4 separate regions of the Mus musculus genome follow, and regions 2, 3 and 4 are each linked to region 1. Evidence: chromatin loops called from intact Hi-C (ENCODE). Cell type or tissue: left cerebral cortex. All regions are shown on one strand. Each heading gives the region's core, and the rest is flanking DNA. Links, peaks and the distances in the headings are about the cores only.

Evidence for each region. A loop is a pair of places that touch in the nucleus more often than their neighbours do. Peaks named below come from ENCODE experiments on the same cell type or tissue, not always from the same donor. Only the 100,000 strongest peaks of a DNase experiment are listed, where the experiment ranks them.
Region 2: it touches region 1 in a loop (4-fold over the local background); 2 of 42 quality-filtered maps call a loop at or near these places.
Region 3: it touches region 1 in a loop (5-fold over the local background); 2 of 42 quality-filtered maps call a loop at or near these places.
Region 4: it touches region 1 in a loop (5-fold over the local background); 2 of 42 quality-filtered maps call a loop at or near these places.

Annotation. Positions count from the first base shown.
Region 1 is chr12:95,299,133-95,307,580 of GRCm38, forward strand. No RefSeq gene overlaps it. Among named protein-coding and RNA genes, the nearest start is that of Gm26055, 76 kb to the right of the region's middle. In left cerebral cortex, for the core only: no CTCF peak of the experiment used is centred there; DNase peaks (open chromatin) are centred at 3,975, 6,496, 6,892 and 7,290; H3K27ac peaks cover 2,817 bases.
Region 2 is chr12:95,050,900-95,059,347 of GRCm38, forward strand. No RefSeq gene overlaps it. Among named protein-coding and RNA genes, the nearest start is that of Gm26055, 320 kb to the right of the region's middle. In left cerebral cortex, for the core only: a CTCF peak has its summit at 4,223 (motif pointing left); DNase peaks (open chromatin) are centred at 3,525, 4,188, 5,575, 6,176 and 1 more place.
Region 3 is chr12:95,686,705-95,695,152 of GRCm38, forward strand. It overlaps Flrt2 (fibronectin leucine rich transmembrane protein 2), which reads left to right and starts at 5,522. Exons shown (of 2, transcript NM_201518.4): 1 at 5,522-5,911. In left cerebral cortex, for the core only: CTCF peaks have their summits at 4,227 and 7,586; DNase peaks (open chromatin) are centred at 961, 1,745, 4,239, 5,491 and 4 more places; H3K4me3 peaks cover 3,934 bases; H3K27ac peaks cover 4,035 bases.
Region 4 is chr12:94,751,531-94,759,978 of GRCm38, forward strand. It overlaps the pseudogene Gm18504. Among named protein-coding and RNA genes, the nearest start is that of Gm26055, 620 kb to the right of the region's middle. In left cerebral cortex, for the core only: no CTCF peak of the experiment used is centred there; a DNase peak (open chromatin) is centred at 4,432.

The DNA.
Region 1 (8,448 bases), core at 357-8,356:
AAGTAGATGGTAAACACAAAACAAATTCAATGCTATTTTTTTTTTAGACCTTTTTATCTGAGATGGCTTGGTTAGGGCTTTTTATTTTAATCTCACTGTCTTATTTGCTTGTATATTGTTATTTCCAATTTTCTATTTCTAGGAGTATTATTTGTGGATGTATTTATGTTATGTATATACATTTCTTTTACTTTTTTATCTTTTATTATTATTGTGATTTGTTTGTTATTTCTTTGCTTTTTATTTTCCAAATTGAGAGAGAAGAAAATCATGTGGAGCAAGCAGGTAGAGAAGAACTGGGAGGAGTTGGGGGAGGGGAAAATGTGATCAGAATATATTGTATGCAAACACTTTTCAAGAAAAATAGCACCATTAAAAAAGAAAGCCAATTTTTTACAGGGCAATGGGTAATAGACATTTCATTAGTAAAATTTGTCTCATTCTGATAACTAAGAAAGTTAGCATCGTCTCATTATGTAATTATTATTACTTTTTAAAAGTATAACTTAATGACTAAAATTCAGTCACATAGAAATAATGCAATATGTTAACCATGCTAATAGCGGCCAATAAAAAGGTATAAATTATCAAGTAATATGGTTTCATGTCACAAGAAAGTTTGACACAACTTATCACTAGACACAATCCATGGGAAAGTTTATACATCACAAAGAATACCATAATCTAGATGTACAATATTTGATCTTAATCTGATTCTAAGATTAACTTCAGTTTGCTTCTTGTAAATTGACTTGTTGAATAATGTTGATATTATAGAAAAATGTGACCATAAAATTACAATAGAAATATTAATTCCTTTGATTATTCTTTCAATTTTCACTATAGATTCCATTTTGTAAACAATTTTATGAATTATCATCCAATACACCTAACTGGTGCTCAAAGTTGGTCAGACCATGCTATTTTATTAACCATGCTCAAAGGTTTCTGAAGAAACTATTTTCAGAACTTTCTTTATTTACCGCTTAATTCTTCCATTCCTTTATGAAATTGTTGAACATTTAAAGCACTCCACCAGCATATAGGAGACATTTGTAAACACAAATGAAAATTTTCCTCTCATGGCGTTAAAAAAAATCCTTCCCTTTTGAGTCTTATGTTTGAGAAGACTTACTGCCAGATATTCCACTTTCCATTATTATTCAAACCTCATTTAAAATAAACTATTAGAAAATTAATGGTATCTCTTAATTTATGGGTTTTTTTGGTTGAAAGTTTTATATACCATGTCTTTGCAAATATATAAATCATAAAGCTATTGAAGAATTAAATTCAACTTTGATCAGTAGTTTGGATTCAGCATCTCTTCCAACTCCAGTAATAGATATGCAGAATGTCTCCAAGTTTCTCAGATTTTTGCCTGTTCCTTTAATTCATCTCTTACCTGAGTTAAATCTCGGATACCCTTTTAAAGTCCAAGTTTATGAACTTAATTACACACACACACACATCCTACTATAGATTGTTACATCCTCTTAATGACAAGCTACCGAAAAAGACTAAAAAATGTTAAATAAACTATGAGATGCATTGATGTGGTTGATATAGCAAGTTTAGTATGCCAAGTTATCTTAGCAGAAGTAAATGGACAGAACTCTGGGATGACGGAAACTGAATAGAAAAATGCCAGTGTAACAAAATACATGAGCTTCTTATTTACAGAGAAAGTTGGAGGTACATTGGGTAATACTAATGGACATCAAATAATCAATGCTATGTTCTAACATAAAAATTATGTCACAAGGTCCTAACAAACTTTTGCTTAAAACAAGAACTCATTAGCTGTGTGACATTAAGGAAGTTTTAAACAGTTTTATATTTTTGTGTAGAAAAATATAGAGATGCATATGTGAACAGAGATCTCATACCCTTCAAGTGAGAACATAAATTAGCATATATACTTGAGAAAACTTTGGCAAAGACCCCTAAAGTTGAGTATATGCATGCCTTCTGAACTAGGAAATCCCATTTTTTTCTGTGCGATAGATATTCTGAACAAGTGTTTCTGTATCTTTATAGAGATATATATGATATGTAGAATTATTTGTAATTAATACCTAAACATTAGAAGTGATAGGTAGAAGAGGTAGTGAAATTTTCACAGATTTAAAACCACAAAAATAATAAAAATGAATAAACCATATGCAAACCACAGTATGGCAAACTATGGATTAATCTCAGAAATTACTGAGATGTAAATGTATGTACTATATAAACCTATTTAATGTAAAGTCCACCATTCATTAGAATACTGTAAGGAATTGAGAATATAGGCATAGTAACACTGAAACTGTTATAGTATCTTCTACCTAGGGCTTCAGATCCCAGTATCACTCTGTTACCTACTATAGGTACTGATCACATAGAAAAATCATTATTTTAAACATCACTTAAGATCCTGAACATATTTAGGATTGTATACCACATTATGATACAGTTTGTATTAAAGAAACTCATTTTTGTATGTCTTCGGAAAATTGTAATAAACATTTTAGTTACTGTCATTATTTTTCAATGTCTCCTTAAAGGATTTGGGAGGCAAAGTTAAAAAAAAAAGTTGGGCAGCTCTGTATTCTTGGGCTTCTATCCCAGAGAAATAAAGAATTATGTTCATACTGAAACCTGCAAGAAATGTTTATAACACCATTAACCCTCATAGTATCCCCAGACTGCCAACAATGGATATAACACAGATACTTTTTTTTCAAACAATGAATAATTAAGTGAACAGCAGAATCTTTACACCATGGGACACCATCCAGCAGTAAAAAATGAATTATTATTAATGCAACAATTGCATGTTTCTTAAGGGAATTATACATGAACAAGTAATAGGAAAAACAACCCTAATCTTAAAATGTGAGAAGGTTTCTTGTGTAACAAACAGCCTTAATGTGAAAGCATCATACAAGTGAAGATCAGATGAGAGGCTTCCATAAACCACAGATGGATGCACAGGGACAAGAATGAGGTAGGTGTGTGAGTGGAAGGGCAACATGAGGCGATTCTGTGATGACAGATGAAACTGTATTTTGTTGGCATGGGGTATGCATGGACCTTCACTTGTGGTAAAAATGCACAGAGTTGAACATATGTAGATACATAAGTACAATTGAGACTATATGGACTAACCATTCTTCTCTATGTCTTTTAACAAAATAAAAACAAAAGCCTCAGTATATTAACCTGTCTTCTTTTCATTAAGGGTAGCAATTCATTAGTGTTTTCCATTCTGTTGATCCTATTTTGCGATGTTTTACGTTTTAATCTTTCTAAACACGCAGGCTTTTAGCTCTTCAATTTCTTTGTAATGAAATTCTATTCTTTAACTTCTACTTGCATTTTTGGTACTTTCTGAAGAACAAGAGAATTATTAAATTTGAGCAGAGAACTCATTTTGTTATGTTACTTCTGATTAAGCAGTCTTTCCTCAGCCTTATTTCAGCTGTTGAGTCCAGCTTAGACACAGTTACTTTGATAGCATTGGTTCCATGTTCCATGTAATTTGCCAATGTTTATGTGTGACATTTGGAACGTTTAATTAAAAACTTCAAGAGCCTTAAAAGTGTTATTTATAAATAATGACTTATCATTATCTACTTCCTGGCTGTTATGTAATGATTTCATTTATTTATTTATTTTTTACTTTTATAAATAGCTAATTTGGTCTATCTATTTTTGTTTAAGTACTGATAAACTTATAATTTCATTGCAAATATTTGTAACTTATGGCTGTGTGGTCACGTATGCCCTAGTTATGATGCATAAAAATGGTTCTCTTGAGTTCTCAATCAACATTTCTCTAAATAAGTCCTAAATTTGTATTGTCAAGTCCAAAAACACCATGTTATGATTTTACTAGATTTGCATAAAATCTAAAAAGGGAAAATTAGTTTATCATATTCAGTTTCCCATCTGTGGACTTGATATGTCTCTCCATTTTAAGTCCTCTTCTGCATGTCTCAGCAAAATAAGCCACTTTAGTTTAGTTAGAAAATGATTTTTTTCCAAGCATTTTTGTTGATGATTCTGAGTGGACCTCTTTACCATCAACCATATTCAGGTTTTATCACTGGCAATATAATTGATGTTTCAGTTCTATAACCTTGCTACCTATGTAGATAAAGCTAAATTAATATCTTAGCTCCAATAGAATTTACTTCTTAGACTTTCAAAGAAGAAATTGTATGATAGACAAACACTTCATATTGTCCTTGAGACTGATCTGCCATATTATGCCAGTTTTCTTATTGTGTTGCTACATAACTTACGTAATAATGATATACATCCCTTGTCTGATTACAATGGAATTTTAGAGATATACTCAAAATTATATGTGATATTATATGCTGACTTTAGTAATTGCATTGAAATTCATCTCATATTTTTCTCTGCTCTGGTAAGATGATAAATCCTGGAATTCAATATAATGCTAAATCCTAGAAAAACATACCTTAAATGTTCCTTAGTCTTCTATTGTTAAAAAGCCTTTCAGATCCTTGGTCCTTGGATAATAGATCTATGCTGATCTGTTTGCTTACATAGGTTCGTCTTCTTTAGATGCTTTCTGCTTGCCATGAAGTCTACACTCTACCAAATCTTTTCTAGAAAGCTTTCATAGATAGGTCATGTTCATGGTGTATTCCTCAAATTCCTAGATGTTCTTTTATGTAATACATTATGAATAAATCTAACAATGAATTACACTACAGTTCACAATCTTAAATTATTCTGCCCACCTGCTTCAGAAACATTTTCAAAAGCAAAGAACTGCAGGTTATCCACAGTGCCTAGTCAAACATTTTACAACTGTTTCAAACAAATTACCATCCTGACACTAATCCATTAGAATTATGGAGATAAATCATCAATATCATGTTCCATTTAACATGTGTCTCCTTCATTTAGTTATTATAATTTATCTATTTGTGGACACATTGTATTATTACATTATTTCTTACATTTATAAAGTACGTTTATAATAGTTTAATAAAACATATGAAGTGTTTTAGGAACAATAATAATACTCATAATAAAAATGACAACACAGACAATTTGACTTTAATGTGATAGATACAGAAAGTGAGTAAGATGTCCTGTGTAAGTTAGAAAAGTGACTATTGAACTCATGACTTTAATGTTATAGATATAGAAAGTGACTCATGTTTTGTTGAATTCATGCTGTAAAGAATAATTTTAATTGTGAAGTTAAAATAAATTTAAATTACCTGTATAATGTCTAGATTGTGAGCATATCTGTGGGAGGATTGTCTTGACTACATTAGTTGGTGTAGGAAGAACCAACCTAAGTCAGAGTGTCAGCATTACCTGGGATGGGTCCTAGCTTACAAGTAGAACTTTGACCTGTGTCTGTTCTCTCTCTGCTCTGGACTTTGGATGTGAATAGTTACCACATGTCCTTACTGCCTTGTTTTCTCTGCTATGATGTACTATATGGAATTATAAGCTAAAATTAACCCTCTCTCTGCTAAGTTCTTTTCTCATAATATTTTATCACACAATCATAAATAAAACTAAGGCATGGTTTTTTGTGAACTAACGTTGAAGTTTTAACTCCTCTCTGCTGTATCCTGTCCGATTTGAAAGGAACTGTTTTTACTTTACAAGTGACTGTTTCACATTCTACATAATAGGTTAGAGATGGCACCACAGTCTAGCAAAAACTTTTCAAGTATCTGGCCTTTGAAAGTTCACAAGTCATTGACAAAGGGTATTCATGTGGAAGATATTCTTTGGTGTTTTATAGAAATGATCATATCCTTGGCTCCATGAAAAAATATCTAAAATAATGTGAAAAAAGTTTAGTTAGAAATATGCTATACAAACTTTCATCCATGAAGGTAAATATTGCCTCAGATACTTAAAAATATAAACAAACAAGTATATGTACATTGACATAAAATTAATTTTTGCATCTTTCTAAAACCTAAATTAGAAAGTCTCACTAGATCCTTCAAGATCACTATTTCTATTGTGTGAGATTACCTGATGATCCAGAAATAGTTCAGAATTAACATATGTAATTTGGGTTTGAAACAGACTATATCAAGCTGAAAAAATCTATCCTAGTCTCCTACCCGTAACTAATCTGTGAATGCCTAAATTAACAGTAAGAATACTTTCTTATTTCACTTGATCTTCAGACATTAGTAATCTCAAATAGTCTCATTTATTTTCGACATCCTGAATCTTTTGAGGGCAAGTGGAATTTTCTGTCAATTGGATGATCAACTTAAAATTCCTGCAATACTAATTTTCCAACAAGGTACTTTATGCTTCCATTTATAGTTTGATACTGCATTTTTTTCCCCTTACTGACTCACTCTGGCACTTCCAAGGCTTTGGCTGAATTTAGTTGGAATTTCAAATCTTTCTCAGATGTATCATCCTACCTACTATTTTTAAAATGAGGAGTATACCGATGCTCTTGAGGCCAATTCTCATCATATCTCTCCAATGTGCAGGGCTCTGTTTCACACTAGATACCTTTCCAGCACTTCACTGCTGCTCTCAGACTTCATCTAAGATCTCACGGCCTGTGTCACTTTTACCCTTGACCCACCAGAAAAACCTCTGAGGAACAATGGATCTGTCCTGCTGCAACACACTCACACTCAACAGCAGTCAGCTTTGTTTCCCTCAGTGGAGCTCAATGATACTTTATCTAGAGAAGTGTGAGGCTCTGGCAGTACAGGAGATCTTTAAGTCTACATTTTGAGCATTCTCCTTTATGATTTTTCAGAGATGTTCAGATTGAGAGTTACAACGAGCCAATTTTTAACAAATAATATAAGCAGAACAAGAACTTTAAAATGTTAGTGTTCTGGAGGCTGGAGAGATGGGTCAGCAGCTAACACGTGTGGCTTTTGCGGGAAATTTGAGCTGAATTTTTAGCATCCACACTGGGTTTGGTGATTCACGACTGCTCACTTCTTACCTCCTCAGACACCCACACATAATATGGCATGTGCATGCATGTGCGTGTGCGCGCACGCACACACACACACACACAAGCACAAATAAATAAATAAATTTAAATAAAATGGACATACTCAGTAGTAAACTAAAACAAGTGATGTAAAACATATTACTAATTTTTGGAGACCAGATCTCATCAATGTTTGCATGTAAGTTATGTGGGCATATTAACATGGCCAGGACATCTGCCCAGTTCTCCTTTCTGCTTGTCCATCTTTATCTCATCTCCTCTAATTGCACATCAGATCTCTCCATGCTACAAAGTACATGGTTGCTCCAAGCCCAAGCTCATTTTAGCAGCGAGACACTTTCTTTGTATCCATCTCTATGTGTCCTTCCAGATAAAGATCTCAAGATTTTTTTTGTTCTGTAGTTCAGCCCCTGTATCAGCTGGTGCTGGTACTGGTCCATTCCTGAAGCTCTGCAGAAGTGAAACCTGACTGAAAGGCTTCCAAGGTCATGCTTCATAAGATGAGAGCTTCACGCACCAGTGCAGAGTGATCAGGGTAGTGTCATTTCCTCCTTTCACCTAGGAAAAAATTCTCCAAAACTTCATTTAACTTTGATTACTCTTTCAGGACAGCCACAGTCCTAACATGATTCTGTATGGCCTACCCTTCATTGTTTAGTACAAGGAAACATGTACATTCCTTGCACACCAGATGCCAGTTGCTACCTCGAATATTCAACACTATATATTGAAAACATTTTCTCTCAATAAGAATTACCATACTTAATGGATTGAAACTTATCTTGTAGCTCCATTCCAGCTCTTCCTCTCTGTGTGTTATATACAAGCTGAATGATGGCCTGAGATTGAGAGCTTATCTTTAAAACCCGGAGTTTCATCCATTTGCCTAGGAATTTCATAAATTCATTCTTTTTAATTGGATATTAGCCCAGGAACTTAGGATATCCAAGATATAAGATATAATTTGCTAAACGCATGAAACTCAAGAAGAATGAAGACCAAAGTGTGGACACTTTGCCCCTTCTTAGAATTGGGAACAAAACACCCATGGAAGGAGTTACAGAGACAAAATTTGGAGCTGTGACAAAAGGATGGACCATCTAGAGACTGCCATATCTGGGGATCCAGCTTAATCAGCTTCCAAACGCTGACACCATTGCACACACTAGCAAGATTTTGCTGAAAAGACTCAGATATAGCTGTCTCTTGTGAGACTATGCCAACTATGCTGGGGCCCAGCAAACAGAAGTGGATGCTCACAGTCAGCTATTGGATGGATCACACGGCCCCCAATGGAGGAGCTAGAGAAAGTACCGAAGGAGCTATAGGGATCTGCAACCCTATAGGTGGAACAACATTATGAACTAACCAGTACCCCGGAGCTCTTGACTCTAGTTGCATATGTATCAAAAGATGGCCTAGTCGGCCATCACTGGAAAGAGAGGCCCATTGGACAT
Region 2 (8,448 bases), core at 141-8,140, 250 kb before region 1:
CTTTGTCCAGTTTTCTGTTGAGTTTTCATATCTACATTATCTAGTTTGATAACTTCTACTGTCTTCCACGATGCTCAATTCAATTTCAATTCTTCATGTATTCTTTAATTCCATTTCTTTTTGTGTATTCCTATTCAGACTCAATATAGTTTTCCAAGATGATTAATCCACAAATGCCTCAAGTTAAAAACGACAGACTATCAATCCCATCCCAACCTCTCTCATCACCACATCTCATTCTCAATTTTAAAACATCCAATTTGGCTTGTCTCATTGCCTCATGCTTTTGGATCTGTTTACTAATTTAGCTTATTGATTTCAGTCCTAAATAGTCAAGGTTCTAAGATTTAGCCTCTGCACTTTGTTTCTACTGCTCTTTTGTGATCCCTGGTTCCATGCTTTTCCTTTTACCCACAAAGTAATTTAGTCAGTTTTAAGTGTTGCTTGGTGTGTAAGAATTATTCTGGGTTTCATAATATGGGAACCAAAAATTTACATAAGCTTCTGATTTTTCTAATGACTGACTATTTAACAGTACCTGTAAAATTTATATTTATAAATTTGAACTTCTCTGGTGGTTTAAATGATAAATGCCTTGGGCATTTGAATGTTTGGTCTTCAGCTGGAGGCATTGTCTGGGTATGTATAGGAGGTATGAGTTTGCTGAAGAAAATGTGCAGATTCAAAGTTCAGTGCCATGCCCCACTCTGTCATTTCTCTCTCTCCTGAAAAGTTTTTTTTTTTTTTCTGCAAAATGTTGAACAAAATTTCAATATGTGAACTCTCAGGTCTTCAGAAATGTTTTTTTGTTTTTGTTTTTTGTTTGTTTGTTTGTTCATTTGTTTGTTTTTTAGTGCTCTTGAACTATAGGCACATATAAACCCTCCCTTCTATAAGTTGCTTTGGGCATGGCATTTTATCATAGCAATACAAAAGTAACCAATACAAATATTTTCAATAGTATCCAAAATACTTGGCCATTTTTTATTTTTGATCAGGGTATATTTGATTTATTCCCAAATATTATGTGATGAAATTCTACAGAATCTATAAAAGTATGTTTAGCCATTTGTAAAATAATTATAATCTTCCTAACACAAAAACTACAGAATGTATCTCAATTTCGTGTTGTTAAAACAAACTATGCATGTATATGAAGTGACACTACTACACCGACTCTAACAAGCTATTTCTATGTCTAGCCTTTGAAATACTGTGGCATTCATCACAGTAATAGTTGTGCCACATTATTCTGGTGCAGCCATAGTGCTTACAGAATGCAAGTTTATGGAATAAGGGAAAATTATAAGTCAGCAAATTAATGGATGAGTGGAAGAAGAAATTGTAAGTCATCTACAGACCCTTGCTTTTCTATCTCGGGAAGAAATTGAAGTGTAAATTTATTAGGAAATAGCCCTAAACCAGACTGTGTAGATGCACTGCTATAAGAAATAAAATGTCAATAAATACTAAGGACTATGGGATTCACATACCTTTCCATACGTCCCATTATACATATAAGACTTCAAAGTAGCACAAAACAGTGCATCACATTATTAGAGGAGTGAAGCCAGTTAAGACACATGGAACTAATTCCTAATGGTTGTATTAGGAAAATACAAGATTTAGGCTCAACTTATGAAAGACAAGCTTACCAGTTACATAGTTTGGAAAATACATATTTTTTTATAAGACTCAATTTTCTTATCTTTAAAACTGGGAATATAGTAAGAGGATTGTTATTTTGAAAAGTGTTACAAAGATGAAAATCATTAAATTATTAACAGAAGCAAGTCTTACATTCAAAAAATAAATACGACTATGTAATCAAAATGTAAATACTGTATTCTTGACACCAGGTTTCTCTCAGAGTTTACATTAGCAAGAATGTTGATGGGTTCATTGAGGTACAGTAGGATAACAGAGATCAGAGAACCCAGAATCCCAGTCATGTTAACACTTGCTGCCTAGACAGCGGTGTTATTGGAGAATGTTTAGGCCCTTAGGTTAGTGTCCTTTCTGAAGGAAAGATGTTGCTGGGCATGGGCCTTGAGAGGTTAACCTTTAAGTCATTGCTAGTCTCTGTGTCACACTTTGTGTGAAGGTGTGAGCTCTCAGCTTCTCTTAGAACAGTCACGTGGAATCTCTTTCCCTCTAATATAGTTATTAGCCCTTATCTGAATCTAAAATTGTCACAGAAATTGTAATAATATGTATTTTTCACATTTTAGTAAAATACTGTTTGTCATAGAACAGACTCAAAGAGCCAAAACAATTGTGGAGTTTTCTCATTGGAACCATAGGAGTGTAGAAAATATAGATTGTATAGAATTTAAAGAGCCAAAGATAGTGGAGAAAAATACTCAAGACCCATTGTTAAAGGAGATTGTTATTTTCTGGGGACAACAACAAAACACAAACAAACAAACAAACCAAAACAAAAGACACTATGATAAATGCAGAAAAGTTTACTTGGGCTTACAGTTCCAGCATGATGGGCATCTGTCCACTGTGGAAGAAAGCAGAAGGCATGCAAGCAGGAAAAGCAGCTAAGAGCACCCATCTTTGAACTCAAGCACAAAGTGAAATGAAATTAAAGTGACTTAGTGATTTAAACCCACAAAGCCTATCTACAGGGGCATGCCTCCTTCACCAAAGTCATACTAAACCACCCCAAATGGCAAATGCCCAAGACTGTGGGGAAGCTCTCTCATTCTAACCACAAGAGTAGCAAGAAGAATTGATTGCCCCACACCCAAAAGCCAGAACTCAGTTTTGATGTGAAATATAGAGATACGTGAATAAAGCAGCAAGAAAAATATAAAAATACTTTTTCCAATTGACTGTGCTCATTGGGGTACAGTCTACAGCTATAAGGGACTCGATGGCTATAAGGTAACTTGTCATTTATTTGTTAATTTTCCACACCTCTCATTGAACAAATGAAAATTAAACACAAAAGGTAATTAAGTATCCCCTGCAAAAGAAGTCAGTAAAAAGGGAGATGACAAGATGACTCAGAAAAATGAAAGGATTTGTTCCTAAACATGATGAATTTAGTTTGTTTCCTGGGATTCATATGTTAAAAGTAGAGAACTGACTATTGCAAGTTGCCTTTTGTTCTCTGCACGTGTGTACAATATTTGTGTGTGTGTGTGCTCGCGTGCACACACACACACACAAAAACAGAGAGAGAGAAAGAGAGAGAGAGAGAGAGAGAGAGAGAGAGAGAGAGAGAGAGCTCATTAAATAAAACAGTAAGTTCTTATATAAATCTGTGTTGAGAATTTTGATGTCTTTAAATAGATGAATGTTATAAAAATATGTTTTGTTTTAATCCCAACTGTAGGATATGGAGCTGCTTCAGATTGTCCACAGCAGCCAACCATGATCTACCTTGTGCTCTAGCAGGCATGTGATTCTTCCAACTGCAGATAATTCTTGTAAGTGCATGGCATTTGGAACTCTGGAGACTCTTGAAAGTGTAGAAGATCCTAGATCCGAGGGAGGCTTGGGCTTGCTGCTGCCCTGCTCCTGCTGCTGCTGTTGCTTGCTGGTTATTGATTGCTGGTTGGAGATAATCTGATAACCAGGATCAACATTGCTGGAAGGAACTTGACACCACTAATCAGCTGGATGTAGTCTAATGAGATTCACACCTCCTTTCTCCTCTAGGCTTCTTTCTCTCCTATGTAGTATTGGAGGGTTGGAAGGGTGAAGGGTGGTAGAGAAGGGAGTCCATAAGCCAAAAGTCTGGCTACATAATGATAATAAATACTTGTAAATATTAAAAAGAAAAATCTGGAACACATAAATATATAAAGGTAAGCACGTGATTCATAAAGAACCTTTTAAATCATATGAGCAAATCAAGCCATCTTTACAGGCAGAGTTGAATAGGACAAAAGATTATTGCAAACCCTTAGAGTAGGTCAGATGAGGCTGAGGCAAAAGTCTAAAGCCTCTGAACAAATCCCTGGAGATTCAGGCTGAAGATGTCTTGCCATTCACAAATATATCAATAAGATTCAGTAAGGAATGTATTAAAGAGATGCCTAGATATCCAATATAATCTCTGCTTATCTTTGACCAAACAGCTACACTGCAAACCCAGCCTCCCTTTAGCACCCACATTCTTGCATTTTATGTAAAGATGTAAAAGCAGAAATGTGTTGATCCAATCATAAGTGTGGGGGTGGGATATAAATACATCCCGTAGGTGTTCTTTCATGTAGTCTTTCTCCCTCTGGAGGCAGAACCTTAATAAGGTCCAACATAAATACAACATAGCTTTTATAACAAAGGCATTTGTTTCTATGTGTCATCTTCTGAGATAGAATGTCTCTTCAGACTTAACGCCAGCTTATCATCCTCACAACCGATGACTGTGCTCAGTCACTGAAATCTTACTGTTTGTGTAGTATCACTGCCTCGGATTACCATTCTTATTTGAAGACAGTTCCTAAGGAAAATAGAATCATGTAAACGTGGCCTTCAACAATAACTTCCCAATTATTAATTTTGTGGCCTTGAACATGTTATCATCTTTACAAGGTGCAAAAATAGCAACCCATATCTAGATAACAATTTTTAATTGAATATTATACAAGGTGATATATAAGAAAAAAATTGTATTACTTTTATTTTTTACAGTCCAGTCATTACTCTGTCTGGGTCTGCCCTTCCACAGTTCCTCATTTCATTCCTTCTCTCTCCAACCCCCTAAACCCCCTACCTCTGTCTCAAAGAGGATGCTCCCATTCCTCCCACCACTTGCCAGGCCTTTTCACCCCACGGGGTCTCAAGTCTCTTGAGGGACTTCAGTGAAAGAAAAAAAATTAAAAATTAAATACTTTGCCTAAGAAATAGCTGTCATTATTATTTGATCTTTTGGCATCTAAATTGATATTTGGGTGTAAAAAGTGTTGTCAATACAATACAATGGAGGATGAATCAGTACATAATGTCATCAAATCCCGGGAAACTATATTCAGATTACCAACAGCCATGAAAAATAACTGGTAGGCCTGGCAGCATAGCTATAATCCCAGGGCACTGAGAGAGAGACAGTATATCAGCAGAGATGTTTTGCTAGGTAGACTAGCTAAATTTGTGAGGCTCACTCAGAAAGTGATTTTTGTCTTAGTATAGAAAGAAAAATCAAAAAAGGTACCTGACACCACCCTGGACCTCTACACTCATGCCCACATACATGCACAGACATGTGCACACCCATATATGTAAAAATAAATACATATATGAACACACGCATACACTTGTTTATTCTACCAAGTACAGAAATGAAATATCTGCAGGGCTTGAAGAGCTGTTTTGATAAGGCAAGGATCATAGTACAGATTGTAAACTCAATATAACCCAAAAGTCAGTTTCAATTTTCTATGCATACAAATTGCTTATGCACAGAGATTCTTAATGTGTGAGGATATTTTGTGAAGTTATAAATTCTAACATACATAAATCAATTGTCACATATATTCCTCACAGCAAGAATGTAGGTCCTTCTTTATATGGATGAAAATGTACATGCCAATTCAAGCATACATACACACTACCCCTGCAGCTGCGATCTTTGCAAGGAGGTACCCACATTTCAGGACTTGGCATGTTTTCTCCCTCAATCAAAATAGAATTACTCAAAATGGTCAGCAAGGACGGTTACCTCATTGTTCTTACAAAGAGTATCTATACAAATGTTTTAAGATTCATAGGGGTAGAGTTCTAATTCTCATTATTTTTGCTTGTTGTCCCGCAAAATAAAATATATTTCTTTTAAAGAGATGCACACAGAGATTATTTAAGGAAAAAGTGTCACCTCTCTTCAACCTCCCATTGATTACACTTAAATTAGCTGTTTCTGTATCTAAGAATGTTACAATTACATAAGTCTATTCTTGTGGCTCTCATGTGCATGGTCAACAAGATTTACAAATCACATGAGGGTCATTAGTAAACAGCAGTTTTCTCCTGGTTCTTCATACTTTTCCATAGCAAACTATAACATGCATTTGGTCAGTGTTGTTTAAGATTGAGGGATAATTTTTTCTAAATCCCACCCTACCATCTCCTTCACCACACCCCTCTGCTTTTTCTTTCCTTGCCATTGTTCCTCTAAACTGAAAGGCCATCTGTTCACTTGGCAGATGCTCGTCAGTTCTATAATTGTTGTCATTCTTAGTATAGTGCGAACCCCGCACTATCCGGGGGACGGGAAGTACTACATTCATGAGTTAGCCAAATGTATATTGTTGTCGAAATTACTTGTCAAAACGTCAAGGGGAACAATATTTGATTTCCAAAGCATGGCACACATCTATCCAGATTACAAGATGAGGGTCCTATTATGTTGTTACTCATGCTTTGCATCATTCAGATTTCAACTGAAGTAAATGGCATGAGCTTTGCAAGCAATGATTTCTATTGTGTGGAAGGACAGGAGTTTGCTCAAGCAGTGAATTGAGAGGTTTTACTGAAGTGTATCAAATACATACATTTGGATAACAGAAGCCTCTGGTATGAATGTAGCTCACTTTTAAACAGACCCAAAATATGATAGTCAGGAATAAAATACAAAGCATATTTGAATGTGAAGCCAGGGAACCATCAAGCCCAAAGACAATAAGATAGTATGGTAATTTTGTTTTGCTCCTATTACAAATTATTAGGAACACTGGGACTTACAATTGTTCCAGTTTAAGTCACACTAGATCAAAGCCAACATTGGCAGGGCCATGTTCCTTCAATAAGATCATCATGGAAATCGTAACTCGAATTTCCCTGTTCCCTAGAGATGGACATTTTTTTTTTTATCTAGAGCTTAGTCCCTCTGGCATCAAACTGGCATCTCTCTGACCACACCTCCATGTTCATATCGCCTTGAGAGATGCTTTGCTTGGAAGAAATCGTGAGCTAAGTTTAATTTTTCTGGATAAATTCAAGGTATTATTTCCAACTGATGGTATTTAACAAAATTTCTATCTGTAACCTCCCTCTTTCCATGTGACACAACATATTTACCAGATCCATAGGGTAGGATATGGACATCTTTGGACTTCTCATAGATATCATTCATCTACAAGTGCTTTAAAATAATGACAAAGAGACATAAATTTATTTACATAAATTAAACTTAAACAAATGTAAAATATTTACTATACCGACCAAACTCTAATTCTGTGTTCCTATGATGAAAATACACAACTTTATTTTGGTAAATTTGTTTGAATCTTCTCTTTAAAAAAGAACAAAAGAATCCTCTAAGCAGTATTTGTATTTCCTTACTCTTGCAGTATTTTTGGGTGACACAATTAGTTACACAAACAACATTTTAGCCAAATACCTGCCACCCCGTCATGGTGTGTTTAATTACATAATTATTATTCAATTATATTATGTATATTGCTGACAACAACAATGATGAGGTCATATTACAAAACATTCCTGAAAGGTTCTCAAAGGTACTTTTTATTGTTAGCTGATATACAATGCAATTGGAGCTGATGTACGCTGAAGATAGATGCATTAGAAACCAACCAATTAGCATGCCTGTCCATGCAAAACTTCAAAGAACACTTAGGAAGTAGCTACTCCAGGCTACGAGTTAAATCAGATGCTGCAGATAAATGATAAATCGGGCATAGAATCTGCCCTGAATTTACATGCAGTGTTGTTAAGGAACAGATGTATAACTTGCCATGTACTGTTTGTTCTCTCGTGCATGGAAGGAAAATAAGAGGTCGACATTGGAAAAGATCAATAAAGAGAGGAGAAGCATTTCAAACTGATTTTTAAGGATAATTGTGGCTGAAAATTTTTAGGTAACTGCAAAAAGGCATTCTTTCATTTTATATAGGAACCATAAAAGGGAATCAAGTTAATAAAATTTAAATAGCATAACAAAATAAGTCTCTAGGTAACTCAATTAAGGAGTATTATTATTCCTCCCATGTCTGGCCTTTCCTTATGGATTAAAAAAATGTAAAAGACTGAAGCAGGATGCAACATGTGTCACAACAAGGTAAGGGATTGCTTTCCCTGTGTTTATCGTGGAAATCTGTGTGTGGGTGACTTCTCAGCTAGTGTATTAGGGATGATTTAAGATCCTTACACCTACAACTTTCTGCCAAATAAAACAGAAGCCTCGGCTCCTTAGATTTTTCAAACAGCTGCCTGTTAATAAAATGTTGACTTGTATTCAATAACAGTTAAGCCACATCAAAGTGAGTTATTTTAATTTGAGAATATTAAATTCTGATGTTGGACATGCCAGAAAATGATTGCATTTGCTAAGGTATATAAAACCTGTGTTTCACAGGAGAAATTCATGTGAATTCAAAGTACTATAAATCTCTGCCTTAAACATTGGTCACATGTCACCATAAGCATCTCTGTGACAGAAAGCGATAGTCACAGTACAACCCTAGGATCTCC
Region 3 (8,448 bases), core at 292-8,291, 390 kb after region 1:
ATGCAAGAATATAATAAAGATGACAAGTGACAAACCTACTTGAAAACCTTCACCTCTGCTAGTCAGAAGAAGAAGTGTAATTGTGATTCCTCAGCAAACTATATGACAGTTTTAAATGACACACTGACAGATTAAAGTCTCTGAGGCCAGGAGCGTTTCCTTCCACGAGTAAAATGTGGTACCAAAAAGTGACTGTTAAAGGTAACTTTGTAAGAGCTCTATGGTTCTATGCATTGTAAGTTAAGAGAGGCTGGGTAAAACCAAGTGATGAGCAACTGGAGAACCAAGACACAATTAAAATCCCGTGAGGTGGGACTGAACAATCTAGAGTGGAATATGTCAAGAGGTGAAGTATGCTTTGCAGAACACCTTAAATACATAATGACAATTTCTTCCTAGGTTGAGGTTTGGGCTACCTCAGTGGAGTTGACTTTTACACAGGCATCTGGGTGGTAGACTTGGTTTAACATTTATTTGATAGCAAGGAGACTGGGGCTGAGAAACATTTAATGATTTCCCGATACACTGATGGAGACTTGAAATAAGATCTTCTAACTCCAAGTTTGGAATATCTGTAATCGAACAAGCCAGAGTGAAGATGTGTTTGTTTTCCTAATAAAAGTCAGCCTTGCAAACGGATTCTCTGCCTTCCTAGGAAATTAAGTTTATTTTTCTAGTATGTCAATACACAGAAACTGAGAGGACGTATATCAGTTTTAATTCAGAGTCTAACATAGACACATTCAATTAAATACGCTTTCTCAGATTATAAGATCCGCCTCTGCTCATCAAAATCACAGCTAGATATATGAAGCTCTATTCCATTTACTATAATGGAAACATCTAAGATTAAATAAGTCCCTGGGTAGATCTTGCGTTTCTTTTTATACTCTGTTTTTTAAAAGGTGTGTCTCCAAGTTATTCCCCCTACGGCAGTTGAAGAATATACATCAAGTTTTTGCTAGCCTTCCTTTGGAACAGAGCAACTGCAGACCAAAAGGCAGGTTTATGTAAGAGGAAATCTCCATGGTTTAATGTGCTTTTGTTTCCTGTCAGTGTGTACCTTCTGTTTTTGTTCACGCATAATCATCTTGTAACCTACACAGAAATGGGAAAAAAAATAACATGGCTAAGAAAATGGATGTTCTAGCAATTACTTATAGGCTGGCTTTCCAATCTTAGTTTAAAGGGCTTTTTCATGAGACCAGAGATTCCAGTAGCTGGGGCCGCAATACACAGAAGGCTGGATATAAAATAATGCCACAGAGGTCCCTGTAAAATCAGTATACTGTCAAGAGATCTTCACCATCACTTGAATGAGGCCCTCTCCCTAGAGAAATGTCTTTCAAAGCACTAAAGCACTTTGCACATACTAAAATTGTTTTATTTCTGTAATGAGCATGTAATTATGTGTCTCTGGGACTTCACTAGACTGAGAATTTGACAGGGTAGACACAAAATCTATTCATCAAAGGCCTGCTACAAGTTGAACATTTTCTACAGATGTTTGTGAGGGGATCTTTGCAGTGTAATGTTTTCAAATCAGAAGGGAATGTATCCCAGAGCTGCAGATGGCAGGACAACAGCCCCACTGACAAAATAATTTCATAGATTAGTAGTATTTTTTTACTTGTGAAAGAGAAGAAAAGCAATCTGTGCACTGCATGCTAGCCATGGATTTTCTTGCCATTGTCCCTACCTTAGAAGGAAGGGTGCATTTCTATGCCTGGCAAAGAAGGCTTATTTGTGAAATCAAACCATCTTTGAGCATCTGGTGAGGGGAAGCATGATGGACTATGTACAACTGAAATAGAAGCGTGAAACCAATATAATACTTTGAGATGCTAAGGTCTAGTTGAGAGACAAACTGCAGATAGTTAAACATCACTTTATGGAAAATTGAAATGAACAGCACTCTCTCGGGAAAATGTGACAGAGGGAGACGAGAAGCCATGGGTATAATGACTGCTATGTTTGCATAAATTAGTTGAGGTTTTGAACAAGTGAAGAATGTGATGTAGGAATAGAAGGGAAGCACAAAGAAGATCAAAGAAAGACTATTTTAATGCAGATTAGTTGAAGACTGATTCAAATTGAGTAGAGAAGGGAGAGTGTGGAACAATCTTTCAAAGACATACTGGAGGTGTTCATCATACCAGATGATGCTCTGCACACTGCTGAGGGAGAGGGGTAATAGGTAAGTCCTACCAGCTATAATTTCATGTCAGCCACCAAAAACGCCTGCATTGGCAAGATATCACTCATCAATGGTGCAATCGGACTTAAGGCCTGCTCAATAGGAAGGAATTAATGTCTGGTACTGTAAACCTGGAGATGCTGGAGAGATCATAAACCAGGAAGAAGAATTTAGTACTGCCATTTTCCAAAACGTATATGCTTCCCAAGCATATTATAAATACTTATCTTTACAGGTTACTGTAGCTCTTACCCTTCAACAAAGCAGCTTCTTTTGCAGCCGATGAAGACTGTTATAGAGGTCGGTAACTTGTCAAAATACAGAGAATAAGGGAAGGCAGGTGTCCAGTCACAACCGAAACACCTGCAGTGCAACATCTACACTCAAACAGCTCCAAGAGTATTATGGAAATTTAGTCAGAAAAGTTGGAAGATCAAGAATCTCGGGAGGCCTGATGTTAGATAGTAATCCTTAAGCATAACAGGACAAATGTACCCGTGAAAACTCATAATGTGATTGCTTGGACAAAATCTATGTAATGCCAGTGCCGGTTGACACGCCTGTGTGGACAACGAAAATTTCACATAGTCCCAAACTTACAAGTGGCTGATGAGAGGAGAATCAGGCTTTTCCAACCACCAGGTGTCTTATGGGATATTCAATCCCAGATAGGTAATGATAGGTAGACCTTAAGGCATAGATATAGAAGTTATGCTAAATGGACACATTGATCTCTCTCTGTCTCTCCATCTCTCTCTCTGTCTGTCTCTCTGTCTGTGTCTCTGTCTCTCTCTGTCTCTCTGTCTCTCTGTCTCTCTGTCTCTCTGTCTCTCTGTCTCTCTGTCTCTCTGTCTCTCTGTCTCTCTGTCTCTCTCTCTCCGTGTGTGTGTGTGTGTGTGTGTGTGTGTGTGTGTGTGTGTGTAACAATGATTAATGAGACCACTGATTTAGAGGGAGGAACATGAGGTTAATTTGAGGCATAGATGGTGCAAGTGATGTAGGTAACAATGCTCATGTTTGAAGCTCTCCAAAAAAAGAGAGAAAGAAAGAAAGAAAGAAAGAAAGAAAGAAAGAAAGAAAGAAAGAGAGAGGGGGGAGGGAGGGAGGGAGGGAGGGAGGGAGGGAGGGAGGGAGGGAGGGAAGGAGGGAGGGAGGGAGGGATAAAGGACCTAGGCCATTCCTTGAAGATGCTTTTTTTTTCTACTGTATGCTTTGTAGGAGTGTGGGTTTATTTCAGGGTCTTCGATTCTATTTCATTGATCAACCTGTCTGTATTTATACCAATACCATGAAGGTTTTGTCTTGTCTTTTCTTTCTTTTCTTTTCTTTTCTTTTCTTTTCTTTTCTTTTCTTTTCTTTTCTTTTTCTTTTTTTAATCACTATTGCTCTTCAGTACAGCTTGCAGTCAGGGAAAGTGATTCCTTCAAAAATAACTTTTTTATTGTTCAGAAATGTTCTGGCTATCTTGTTTTTGTTTTTTTGTTTTTCAAATACAAGACTTTTGTTCTGTCTGACCTCACTTCCATGCATTCCTTAAGTTGACTCTTCAGTCAGACTTACGACTTATCACATTGCTTCTCTACATACACTTCCAGTAGTATTTTCTTACATTTATAAAAATCATGATAATAATAATAACAACAACACCCATAGCTTTTTAGAAAGGAGGATATGCTCATTGCACTACTTTATTATACTTTTGAATCATCATTACTGGAAAATGAAATTATATTTATTAATAACCACCCCCTCTTCCTTTTCTGGATTAATTCTGTTTCCAGTAGCATGAATCACAATGTCAAGCCTGTTTAGGGTTTCATCTTGTTGGTTAACCAATATATGTTTGTAAGAATGAGCTTAATATACTGTCTTCTCAGAAGAAGGATATAGAGGATGATAGGTTCTGGGGACACATATGCATAACTGCACAGAAGAATGGATATTTAAAGAACGGTGGAAATGCATATGTCCTAAATTGTGAGCTTTGCTGATTCAAGAACCAAAGGAGCTATTGCTATGCTCTGCTGCCACCTTGGCAAATCAGAAGGATTTACAACGGAATTCTTCAAGCTGAAGTCTGAGGCAGCTCCAGAGGCCTCTCAGGACTGCTGGGCTCAGATGGGCATTTGCAGTTTCTGCCATTCACATCGGGTTGGGTATATTGGGTCCGGAGGAGGCACCGATTCGGTGGTAAAGCGCGGTTTGCTCTCCCTTTTAAAATAACCCCTTTCAGCAATGCCTATTCCACTGTCTAACAGCTTCCTACTGAAGAATAGAGCCTGAGAAAAACAGTTGTACGTTTGTGCTCAGATCACAGTGTCTGGGCTCATTTGACAGAGAAAGCTACAGCAGAAGAGAACAGTTTTCTCAGGCCTGAGTTTCTTTTCTGGGTCAACAAGACGGGTTCTCTGCTTATTCAATTAACTTTCTGGAAGTTCTGAATGTATAGGCAAAGCTGTTCACTAAACCCAAGCCGGAATTTGTTCATTATATAATTAACCTGTTCCAAGGGAGCTGAGGAGACATTGTTAGTCAAATCGCCCTTAAAACTAACCTGATATATATCAAGCCCTGCTCCCCTATTTTTAATTTTTGCATTTGTATTCTTTTTTCCCCCTCTCTATGTTTATTCCACTCATGCCTTTCTCTTTAGGCTCGTTTACCCAATCACATACCAACTTCGTTCTTGTCTCTTTTCCACCCGGTCTTCAGGTGTTTTACTCTTTCTTATTTAACTGATGTCATTTAGTTGACACCAGCTTCTGATGGGTAGGAGGGAGGCCACTCTCCTTGCGGTTTCATTTAAATTTGGCAGGAGTGGGTGGGTCCCCTTCTCCATTCCTCTCGCACTGCACTTGAAACTCTGTTAAGAGTTAGAGCTTGATCAGAGATTTCTAAGTCTTCAAAGCGCAGCTGGGCAAGGAAATTATATGAGAGGCGGGGGACACAGAAGTAAAGGAATAAAAGCCAACTTTGCTGGCAACTTCAATAAATCCGGTAACTGGAGGTTAAAAAAAAAATAGATTGTGAGGGCTGGGTCTGGTCCGGATGAAACGTTAGGTTCCTTCCCATCTCCGAGTCTCTCTCGGAAAGCGCGCCACTGGCACCTTGCCACCCAAGTGCCCCTAGACAGCCACACGCCCACTGGAACTGCACGTGAACAAAGCTTTTGCCCGGAAAGCCAGCGTCTGTGGTTTCTCAGCGCAATCTAGCTTCTATCCGGAGTGTAGGGTGAACACAGGGTTAAGCCAGTTCCCTCCTCGATGGGAGGGAAAGGAGTGGGAGGTGAGCAAAGCTTTCTGTCTTGCCGGGTACCTTGCAGTTAGTTGTACATTTGAAAGCAGTCGCCATCACTTGTGAGTTTGGCGTCATCCATTGTCACCACCAAGGAATGTGCGCTGGGAGATAACACCAAGGGCAGTGCTTCTCAAACACGCAGAGAGCTCTTTCTCTCTCTGCTTCCAGGTGCGCTCTTATCTGGTCCTCTGTCCCAAGTTTCCAGAACGTGGAGGCAGCAGCGCAGAACCGGTCACCGCGTCCACTGAACCTCAGGACCAGACTGGCAGTTCTCAACGATGGGCAGGAGGGACCTCGGCGGCGACCCCTAAAACAATACCATGCCCGGGGAGTCCCTCTACTGCCGCTCTAGCTTCTTCCCTTTCCACCTCCCGGACCCGGTTGGATTCGGATGAGCTAAGGAGACAAGGCTGCCAGGTAAAAGGATTGCTGTGCCAGGTGAAATTTCTAGTGACTGCCCTAGCTTTCTTTACATGGCCACCACATTATTTGGACCCCCACTCCCTTTTGAACAAGTGGTGGGTGGTCACTAGGTGGGTGTTCTATGTTTTGTCTTTTTATCCGCAAAGAAAATGGGATTCTTTTTCTATCTACCCCGACTACTTGGGGACCCGGTGTGTATGTGTGTGTGTGTGTGGGGGGGGGGGGGGCTGCGCCTTCTACATTCAAGTCGATTCCAAGTCCTCTAGGGAGTTTTGTAACCGAGTTGTGGGTAAAATCGCTCATTTGCTACCTGCCAAAAGCATCGATCCTAAATGGAGTTTTCCAAATCCCCTAAGCTTAGAACAGCCTTTCATTTCCTTAGAATGCTTCTCTTAAGTCCGGTAAGTAACAACCCTCCATACCCATCTGGGTTGAATGCAAGAAGTGTTATTATCAAGCCTCAGTATCTCAAGCCCCTACCTGCCCTATGCCCGAAATCCGGGATCAATTCCCCACTAAATTGGGGATGCTAGTTCGTTTTCTTTCCAATCGCTCGTGATTTTTACAAGCCAAGGACCTTTCCTGCCCTGCTGTTGCACCAGAACTGGTAGTTCCATAGCTGGTGTAATTGTGCTTTCCTTACTGGTCAGGGATGGAAAAGTCCCCAGGAGATCCCGATACTGGGGAGTCCACTTTCCCTGCGTCCAGTGCCTGGGCTGCGGAGATAGGTCCTTCTATGCCCTCAGGCGCTGAATGCAGATACCCAGAGTAGTAAGGGGGACGGACCTATCCAGCTGCCCTAGAGCCTCCACTAGACTCTGGCCTCCTGGAAAAAGCCCTCCTCTGAGCTGAACAGCCCAGGGCTCTTACTGGAGTTTTGAGAGCTAGTGTGGTCACTTTTTCTTGTAATCTCTTCCATGATTAAGAAGCCCAGCTAGCTAAGTCTGTCTTGGAAGGGCTGGTCCCACACTTGCTATTTGGATAAATCATGTGGCCTGCCAGGCGCCTTGGGCGACCAGGGGCAGTTGTTCCTGAAGGCTATCAACATCACCACTCTTATCTTGGCACTTTACTTCGGAAGCTTCCAAGATGACTCTCACTATCTGTTCTCAAATTAAAGTCTCCATTGGAGCTCCATTCTCTCCTGGTTATTTGTAGGTTACACTTTGAGTTTGGAGAAAAGACAGACGAGGGTATGTCTATGTGTTTTCTAGCCTCCTTTGTATATATAAAGCACGGGGAAGGGTGGCAAGCTCTCTTGAACCCCAGTGGTGTGTGCCAATGTGAGAGAATGCCCGAGTCGCGGCGGGTTTGGGTGGATCCCTGTGTGGCTTGGGAGACAAATCGGGCGTTTCTCCAAGTCGCCTTACCAGGGTTTAAGAGCTCAAATCCATGAAGGTAGCAGACACAACAGCACTGCAAGGAAATAAAAACAATTGGGGAAGTGCTGCCAAGTGACTCAGACTTTGAACTGAGGACAAGGAGTGCGGTCTCGCTCGGGGGTTCCTCCGGAAACCATCTCCAGCGCGTTATAGCCAACGCCCCTGCCAAAGTTCTCAGCCCCCGGAGCAGAGGACATCTCTAGGGAGTTGGTCCAGGCCAGCTTTCAAGTTGTAAATCGCTTTTCCCGGGGCCCTACCCACGGTGCGCCTCTACAGCCTAACGCTAGGCGACGGCTTGCTCCCCCTCCCCCTTCTGTTAGTATTCCGCCGGTCTCCAGACTAGTTAAAACAGGACCACAACTTGCTGGAGACACGGGGACAGCAATGAATGGGGGAGCAAACCAGGCCACCATCCCCTTGCCAAAAGGGGGTGGGGGTGGATCAAATAAAGAGTCATGTCTCCCATTTCTTAGATTACCCTTTAACCTTTGCAAAGAGACTCGCAAGTGAGAAAGCTGTATCAATTGGACGTCCTAACTGTAGAGCTGGTTAGTCTTTGAAGCGGTCATTGTCAGTTGTCTATTGTAATTTATGGAGACAACTCATCTACGGAACATCTCTCTTTCCAGGAGCAGGCAGGGTAATGGGGGAAAGTAGATGTGTCTAAATATGATGCCACACTCTAATTTCTACAGTTAAAGTTTATGGAAGAAAGCTTGCTGAGTGGACCTTTGATAGACTGGGGGTGCAGCACATCCCCAATGTTGCCGGCGAGTGAAATAACGCCATTTTGGTTTGAGAGACTTGCTATATTTTTACCCTCTCATGTTACGTTTCGATCATTTCTGAGTCTAATAGCTCCTCTGGTGTAGACATACATCCAGAGGACTAGAGAAAGGATTTTTCATCTTTCAGAGAAGCTCCGGGTGTGTAGGGAGGACGCTTGAGGAAGCTTAGAGAGAGGGAGAGGAGCAGCGCTGGGTCAAGTTGGCATCCCTGGCAAAGCGGGGTGCACTTAACTCTCTCCAGGGAGGACAGGGTTAAAAGCCCCATCTGACTTCTCTTGGAAAGCTTAGAGTTGCTGCGGCTCCTCCCAAGCATTCTTTAAACCAGAGAAGTGGGAGGGACTCCGCAAGGGTGGGAGGGGAG
Region 4 (8,448 bases), core at 111-8,110, 550 kb before region 1:
CAGCTAGCACTGTATATAAAGAGCCATCTCTCCACCCCATGTCAATTTAATTTTTTAATTTCCATGGGAAAGAGCTTTCTAATAGTACTTTGTCTCATTTGCTGATGACCTCTACCTCCATCTGTTTTATTGCAAATGATAGCATTCTATTCCTGTGATTTTACAATGTTCCTTTGAGCATACATGCTATAGTTTCTTTATATGGTCATCTATCTCTAGGTACCAAAGTTGATTTCTTACTTAACCATTGGTGGCCAGTGCCACAATAAGAAGAAATAGGCAGGGAGACTGTGTTATGACAGCTTAATATGCTGTCTTTTTGAAATGTGACAGTTGGATCTTATGGGGAGCCTAAATAAAGAGCCTATAGACACTCTAACTTACAGAGATAGAGTTTCATAATTTTGTCTCATATTTTGTTAAGGTCTGAGGAGAATGAGGTTTTTTTTTTTTCTTATTTCATTTTTTGTTAGCAGATCACATTTTTCATTTTAAATAGTATTTTTTAAGATAGTGATTTTATGTTAGTGAAATTGGTCTAATTTATTTAGCTGCTTCTGTATTTGAATTTTGCTCTTTTAAATATAACAGTTGGCATTCTTTTATCCATTATCTAGGTTGCCTCTTTACTCTGTTACCGTTTTCTTCAATGGTTAGAAGTTTTCCGGATGTAGTGTTATCCACATCTTGTATAATTTCCAGTTTTGGAATAATTTGAAACTGCCTGAAGAGTTGTGTTTCTTAGAAATGCATGCAACTCACAGGCCATATGAAACCCAAGAAGAAAGAAGCCCATACCAAAGTGTGGAAAATACAGTCCTACTCAGAAGGAGAAAGAAAATAATATTGGGAAGTAGAGGGAGAGAGAGATCTGGGAGGGATAGAGGAAAGGAGGGAAAAGGGGGAGCAGTTCAGATATGGGAGGACATAGGGGAGAAGTACATGGATTCAGGAATTTGAAAGGAGTTATGTAACAGTGAGGGAGGGGGAACTGGGAGTATCCACTAGAGAGTCCCAGATGCCAGGAACCCAAGAGGTTCCAATGATCCAATAGGGAGGATAATAGCTGAAATACCCAACAAAAGGGATATAGAACCTGTAGAGACCATATCCAGTGGATAGGCACAGCCCCCAGTTGAGGGAAGGGGCCGCCTACCCACCTCAAATATAAGAATCCGGAATTTCTCATGTCAAATGGAAAAGCAGGGACAAAGAGTAGAGCAGAGACTTAAGGAAAGGCCATCCAGAGACTGTCCTACCAAGGGATCCATCCCATCTGCTGAGACCAAACCCAGATACTATTGCTGATTCCAAGAAGTGCTTGCTGACAGGAGCCTGATATAGCTGATCCCTGAGAGGCTCCCCTAGAGTCTAATTGATACCGATGTGGATAGAAGCAATCATATATCAGACTGAGCATGGGGATCTACAATGGAGAAGTTAGGGCAAGGATTGAAGGAGCTGAAAGGGTTTGCAACACTGTAGGAAGAACAACAACATCAACCAAACAGACTCCTCCTCCGCACCCAAAAGGTCCCAGGAACTAAACCACCAATTAAAGAGTAAATATGGAGGGACTCATACCTCCAGCTATATATGTAGCAGAGAGTCTTATAGGGCATCACTGGGTAGGGAGACCCTTGGTCTTCTTGAGGCTTGATGACCAGGGTAGGGGAATGCTAGGGAGCTGAGACAGGAGTGGGTAGGCAGATAGGGGAGCACCCTCATAGAGGTAGGGGGAGGAAGGATGGAATAGGGTATTTGTGGAGGGGAAACTGGAAAGAGGGGATAACATTTGAAATGTAAATAAATAAAGTAACCAATTAAAAAGAAAATAAATATCCTAATCAACATCCATGAAATGTGAACAACATGGTAACTCAGATACAAGGGTGGCATTAATTGACATGTAATGTGAGAGAGGAATGCTCAGGACACCTCAACTCTAGACAAAGAACTACAAGCTGCTAAGGAATGCTTAGAGAAGAGAACTTTCCCAGGAAGAACACACCAAGCAGACATCAAGTACCAAATGGACAGCCTTGGAAACACATACATCAGTGACATACAGAATGCATAGGTCTTAGTTAAATATTACAAGTACATACATACATACATACATACATACATACATACATACATGCATACATGCACCTAAAGGAAAATAGGTCGTGGCATGAGTGGGTTTTGAAGAAGTAAAGGGGAATGATATAATTATATTCTAATATCAAAAAAATCCTATGAGAATGCCTAAAAGTATATCATCAATGGTTTCTTTCCCTAATAAAGTAATATAGAATTTATGCCAAGATTTTTGGTTAATTGTGTTAATTTTTGTGCTAGGTGAATGGTAGATGTCATGTGTCAGTTTTCTGCATGTGCTTAACTAGTTTGGACTTATCAGAGAGCCTTCCCTTTGTTGTCTGTATACTTTTGGGATTTATCTTGAACATTGGTAGCTGTTTTGTTCTGGAAACTGTGTTCTGTTCCATTGGTCTGTGACACTTGCTTAAGACTTCCAGATCACCCCTTTGTTTGTGGAATGCTATAGCATTTCACTCACTTACAAATTATGTTACTTTCTGTATACAATGAAGGGTTTCATTATGACATTCAAATTAGATGATTGCAGAGTATACAAAAATCAACTTAAAATAAGTTCCAAGAGCTAAAATGTAAACAAACAAACAAACAAAAACCCGAAACAAAAGAACTCTAGGTGAAATTTCATTGGAAGCTGTTTCACGAAGGTGTTGTGAAATGTGTTGTTCCAAAGAGGAATAAGCATAACTCTGAGTCTAGGGGTAAAACATAACTTATAATCTTGAAATTTAGTAAATTTCTATAATTTATTCATGAAAGTTTCTGTATTTCTTTCTTTTAAATTTTTGTGCATAAAATTTCATTTGTTTGCATCAAGACCATTATATTACCTTATTATTAAATCATATTATTTGGTGAATTTCCTAAGCTTATTTACATTAACTCTCCTATTAATTACTTGTGCATGTTGAGAAACTAAAATACCAAATCCTGATCTATGTGCAGAAATGAATCAGAGAGCAGAACAAATGTGTCTGAATAAACTTCACTTCATAACTAGAGCTAGAGACAAGAAACAAGACGTTGAAATTGAATAAGATTAGGGCAGATGACTATGTTCAATGGAGAAAACCCCGAGACCTCCCTCCTTACGTCATACTATATGCTCAAGATTGCATTTGCTTTGGCTAATCCATTTTTAGAGCATTTCAGTCTTAAGTATATATTATACCAATTTATTTTCTGATAGATTTATTCTGGTTCAGATTTTATAACAAAGTCTTACTCAATTGTAAATATTGACTATGGACAAGGTACTCAATAAATTTTTTTTCTATTTTATACTAGTTCTCAATAGATGTTTTTTCTATTTTTTATTAGTTCATATAATGACATACCTATAATGTTCTATTTTTTAATTAAGCAGAATAATGAACAAAATTAAATAAAGCACTTTGGTTATATTTGTACTATATACAAGTTAATTATCCCTTCTGGATGATTTACATCAAAATTTATAATAATATTTTTTAGTATTTAATTTAGTGTGGTTTATTCTGGGGGGTTCTTATTTTGGTCATGCAATTACTTATATAAATGCTCAATATAATATGAAGTATTTTCAGTGTCATGTTTAGATTCCTAAAAGTCTGACAACTTGATCAACTATGGCTATGGATTTTACCCAGTGAAGTGAATTCCCATGACTGCATTATTTCTAAAGTTGTCATATTGATGCTAGGAATGGCTCTGCCAAAACCAGAGTCACACAAAATTTTTGTTCATATAGAGAACTCATGAACCCACAGCAATTACAGGAGCATTAACAAGACCTATTCAAGCTCAAGCAATAGTGATATCTCAGTAGGGTATAGGTAGTGCTTTGGGCATGGAATCCTACCAATAGCTCAGTAGTTATTAGAAAATGGAAGACTTTAGGATAGACAGCTTTCTTTAATAGTGTGACATTGGTAAGTCTCTAAACTTCAGGGCAGGGCACACTCCCAATAATTGTTAGACAACAAAAATTGGATTCCATGTAAAGAAGAAAAGGGAGGAAAAGAGGAGGCATTCAATAGGGAGCAGGAAATTTTACTGTTAAAATAAAATGTTGGCTATTTGTATTTTGTATTCTACTTTTAAAGAAACGGTAAGGTACAAAATTATCTTTACATTCCTCTAATATATATATATATATATATCATGTCCCTTCATAAAAAAATTTAGCAAAGTCATTTAAGGTGGAAAAAAGGATGGTTCAGAAAAAAATAGAAAATTCTGAAATATTCGACATCTTGAGTTCCATCTTTGGTATCCATATGGTTGAGAAAAGTGACTCATGAAATCTTTCCTTGAAATACCATGTGAATCATAGCGTGCACTAGTACAAGCCTACACACATGTGCACACATATGGAGGAGGAGTGGAGGAGTGGAGAGAGAGATGATTTCAATCTAAATAAGAAACATACCTTATTTAAAAAAAAATGCCATGAATTATCTTTTAGACAGTTAAAATGTTAAGTTAATGAAGTCATTTAAAACCCAACCAATGGACAAAAGAGGCTGACCCCTGTGGTTGAATTAAGGAAAATCTGGAAGAAGCTGAGGACAACATAGTAGGAGGACCAGCAGTCTCAATTAACCTGGACCCTCGAAATCTCTCAAACACTGGACCACCAAACAGACAACATATACCAGCTGATATGAGGCCCCCAACACATAAACAGCTGAACTTCTGGGTATGGGTTTAGTCAGAGATGATGCACCCAACCCTCAAGAGACTGGAGGCTCCAGGGAGTTTAGCAGTCTGTTGGGGTGAGGGTGGGGGGTTGGTACATCCTTGTGGAGACAGGGGGTGGGGAGGATGTATGAGATTTGGAACAGTTTGAGGATGGACTGGGAGGGGAATAAAATCTGGTGTATAAATAAATAAATAAATAAATAAATAAATAAATAAATAAATAAATAAATCTAATTTATCAGTAAAAATACAAAAACACACACTGGAAGGGATGTCAAACCAAGAGCTCCAGTGGGGTAACGAATCCAGTAAACACTCTCTGAAGTCACCCCACCTTGCTAATTGATGGCAGAGATCATAAACAACACAATCACCTCCAATCCTCTTACTGAAATTTCATCAACCAAAGAAGACTAAACTAAAAATCTAATACGGTATACCAATGCCAAAGCAACTCAATTCTAGAATTTGTCTACACTTTGAACATATTCTTAACTTGTAAAATTGCTTCCTGTGACTTTAAAGCATCTACATAGTCTACTTTACTCTCTGCAACTAAACACATTTAAGAGACATTTTTGAGCTTTATATTATTGTGGTTTCCATGGACAGGTGCCTCTCAATAAGTTTGTAGTCTTTTTCTCCTCTTAATCTACTCTTTTCTAATCTCTCAAAGAACATTAATATAAAGCTTCAGAAGAAAAGTTAAAGAGGCAGGTGGATCTCTGAGTTCAAGGCCAGCCTGGTCTACAAAGTGAGTTCCAGGACAGCCAGGGCTACACAGAGAAACCCTGTCTCAACCCCCCTCCCCCCCAAAAAAAGAAGAAAAGTTAAAAATTTTAGGAAAGTTATACAATTACTTAAATAATCAAATTAAAGTTACTTATATAGGACAAAACTTATACATTTTATTTATTTATCTTGTCAGCCAAGGAAAAGTATGGGGAAGGAATACTTAATAAGTTTATAATTTGAGTACATGATTAAAATATACACATCTTTATAATCAGCACTATTCTAAAAATATGAAATTTCAGAAATTTTCTATTCCTCTGTCTCTGGTTGACCCTAGCTATATTTGTTTTATCCCTGGAGAGTGACTGTACTAATTAAGTTTCCTGTGAACAGATTTTGTCTATCTTCAGGTACCTAGGGATACAATCACACAGCAATGTACTGTTTTAGAGGCTAGGTTTCAGAAGCATGCCCTCGAATTTATACATGTAACTTAGGTATTTAGTATTGCTGAATTCCACAGAATTGCCACTTGTTTGAACACCCAGAAGATAGGGGCTTTTTGTGCCAATGTCCTCCTAGGAACAGAGGACTGAACTGTAAAACTGTCACTAACTCCTTTGGAGGAGACACCTGCCAATGTTGAGGCTCCTACCATAGAGACTCTGAACACCCTGCCTCTATCTTCCCTGTTGAACAAGCTGGAAGATTCTGTGAGACCGATCATAATGAGTGTGGTTCTTGATCTTACCATAATGTTGCTGTGCAGTAGGCTGTAACTAATGGTTATTTCTGCTTCAGTGTGCCTGGATACCAAGACAAGCATTGCAAATTGGAAGTGAATTAATGTGTTTCTGATCCCTGCATGAATGAGGCAGTATGCCTTAATAAGATAGGAAGAAACATATGTGTCTGTCCGCAAGAGTATTCTAGTGGAAACTGTTAGTTGGATATTGATGAACGTGTGTTCCAGCTGTGTCTACATGGTGCCATGTGTCAGTATGTTTGGGGAGATTACACTTTGACTATGCACATGAATTCACTGAAGACCACCGTGACTCAACTTTGATGAATGTACCAGTCAGATACATCTCCATGCAGGTCTTTGTATGGATGGAGGAGACAACTACTACTGTGCCTGCATGGGGAGTGGGTTCACAGGGATACAGTGTGAGACATTGATGGTTCATTGTTAGTCAAGGCCTTGTCACAATGATGCAACATGTGAAGACACTGTTGATAGCTATATTTGTCATTGCTGGCCAGGAATTGCAAGTGCCCTGTGTGAGACAGACATAAATGAATGCCGAATCATTCCCTTTCCAATTTGCGGTGGTCGGGAGGTGGAATTATGCTGAGCTGTCCTCAGAGGATCATGAGGGCCACATGGCAGGCTTGCCTTCTTCAACTACTTTGGTGTATCAGGCTATATTTGTATCTGTCACCTGGATTCAAAAACAGGAGCCTAGCATAATTGTCCTCTGAGAGGCTTCACCCAGCAGCTGACCTAAACAGATGCAGAGACCACAAACATTAGCCAGAGCTCTGAAAGTCTTGTGAAAGAGCTGGGGAAAATAACTGAGGAACCTGAAAAGGATAAAGACTACAAAAGAAGACCAACAGAGTTAACTAACCCATACCCTTGGGGGGTTCTCAGAGACTTATCCACCAATCAAATACTGAACCACCACCAAAATAGGGCTGTATCTAAGCTCTCTACACAAATGAAGGCACAGCTTGGTCTTCATGCGTGTTCCTTAACAACTGGAGCAGGGCTTACCCTGATTCTGTTGCCTGCCTGTGAATCCTGTTCCCCGAATTGGTCTGCCTTGTTTGGCTTCAGTAAGAGAGAACCATGCCTAGTCCTTCTGTGACTTGAAGCAACAGGATGTGTTGGAACCCAGGGAGGGCCTCCACCTTTTCAAATGTAAGGGGTAGAAGTGGGGAGATGCACAGTTTACATAGAGGGACTGGGAGGAGAAAGAGGCTGTGATCAGGTTATCAAGGGAATAAATAATAGGAAAAGATAAGTAGCAGTAAGAAAATAAATTATAATTTGTGTTTTATAATTTACATGAATTCAAGATATAAAGTGTTCTACATATATATTTGTATAGATAAAATACTTATTTTCAGTTTTTATTTAACTTGATCATTATTAGAAAAGGGATGATTTCTTTATGACATTTTCATACATATATACAGCATACACTGCACTTCTTTTAATTGTCCCTCTGGCCTCCATTATCTCCCTGGCTATCTCTTGTTTATACTCTGTCTTCCCCCGTTATTCACACACAGAAACACACACAGACACAGACAAACACACACACACACACTCACTCATCTATACCTATTTTTTTCAAAAAATAAATTAAAGTGTTTGTTTTTTTTAATTGAACAGCATGCACAAGGTTTGCAAATGTTCAAGCCAGACATGGTCCCAGAAATGAGAAGGAAGGATAGATACAGGTCCCTACACCTAACCATGAAGCTACTTGCTAGTGATACACAATGGTAAACAAAACATTAATTTTCTCTAATGGAGTGTCATTATATAGATCAGATATAATCCACTGTACCACCCAAGCCGAGGGATAGTTGACCAACAAAAACCAAACTCCATGGAATACTTGGGACTTTTTTGTTCTGTTTTAGAATAATTTTTTCTCTCATTGGGCTTTTACTTGTTTGCTTTCTGTTTGTTGATGTTACTTATTTCCTTTGTTCCTTTTCACTTTGGAATGGAGAGAACCATATAGCCATCTACAGACTATAAAACTAGAGTCATATTTCACCCCACAAAAAGTCAATTACAAAGCTCAATAGGAGACCGAGAGAGAGAGAGAGAGAGAGAGAGAGAGAGAGAGAGAGAGAGAGAGAGAAAGAGATTGAGACTTAGAGAAAAGTACAACCAAAACTCTTTGA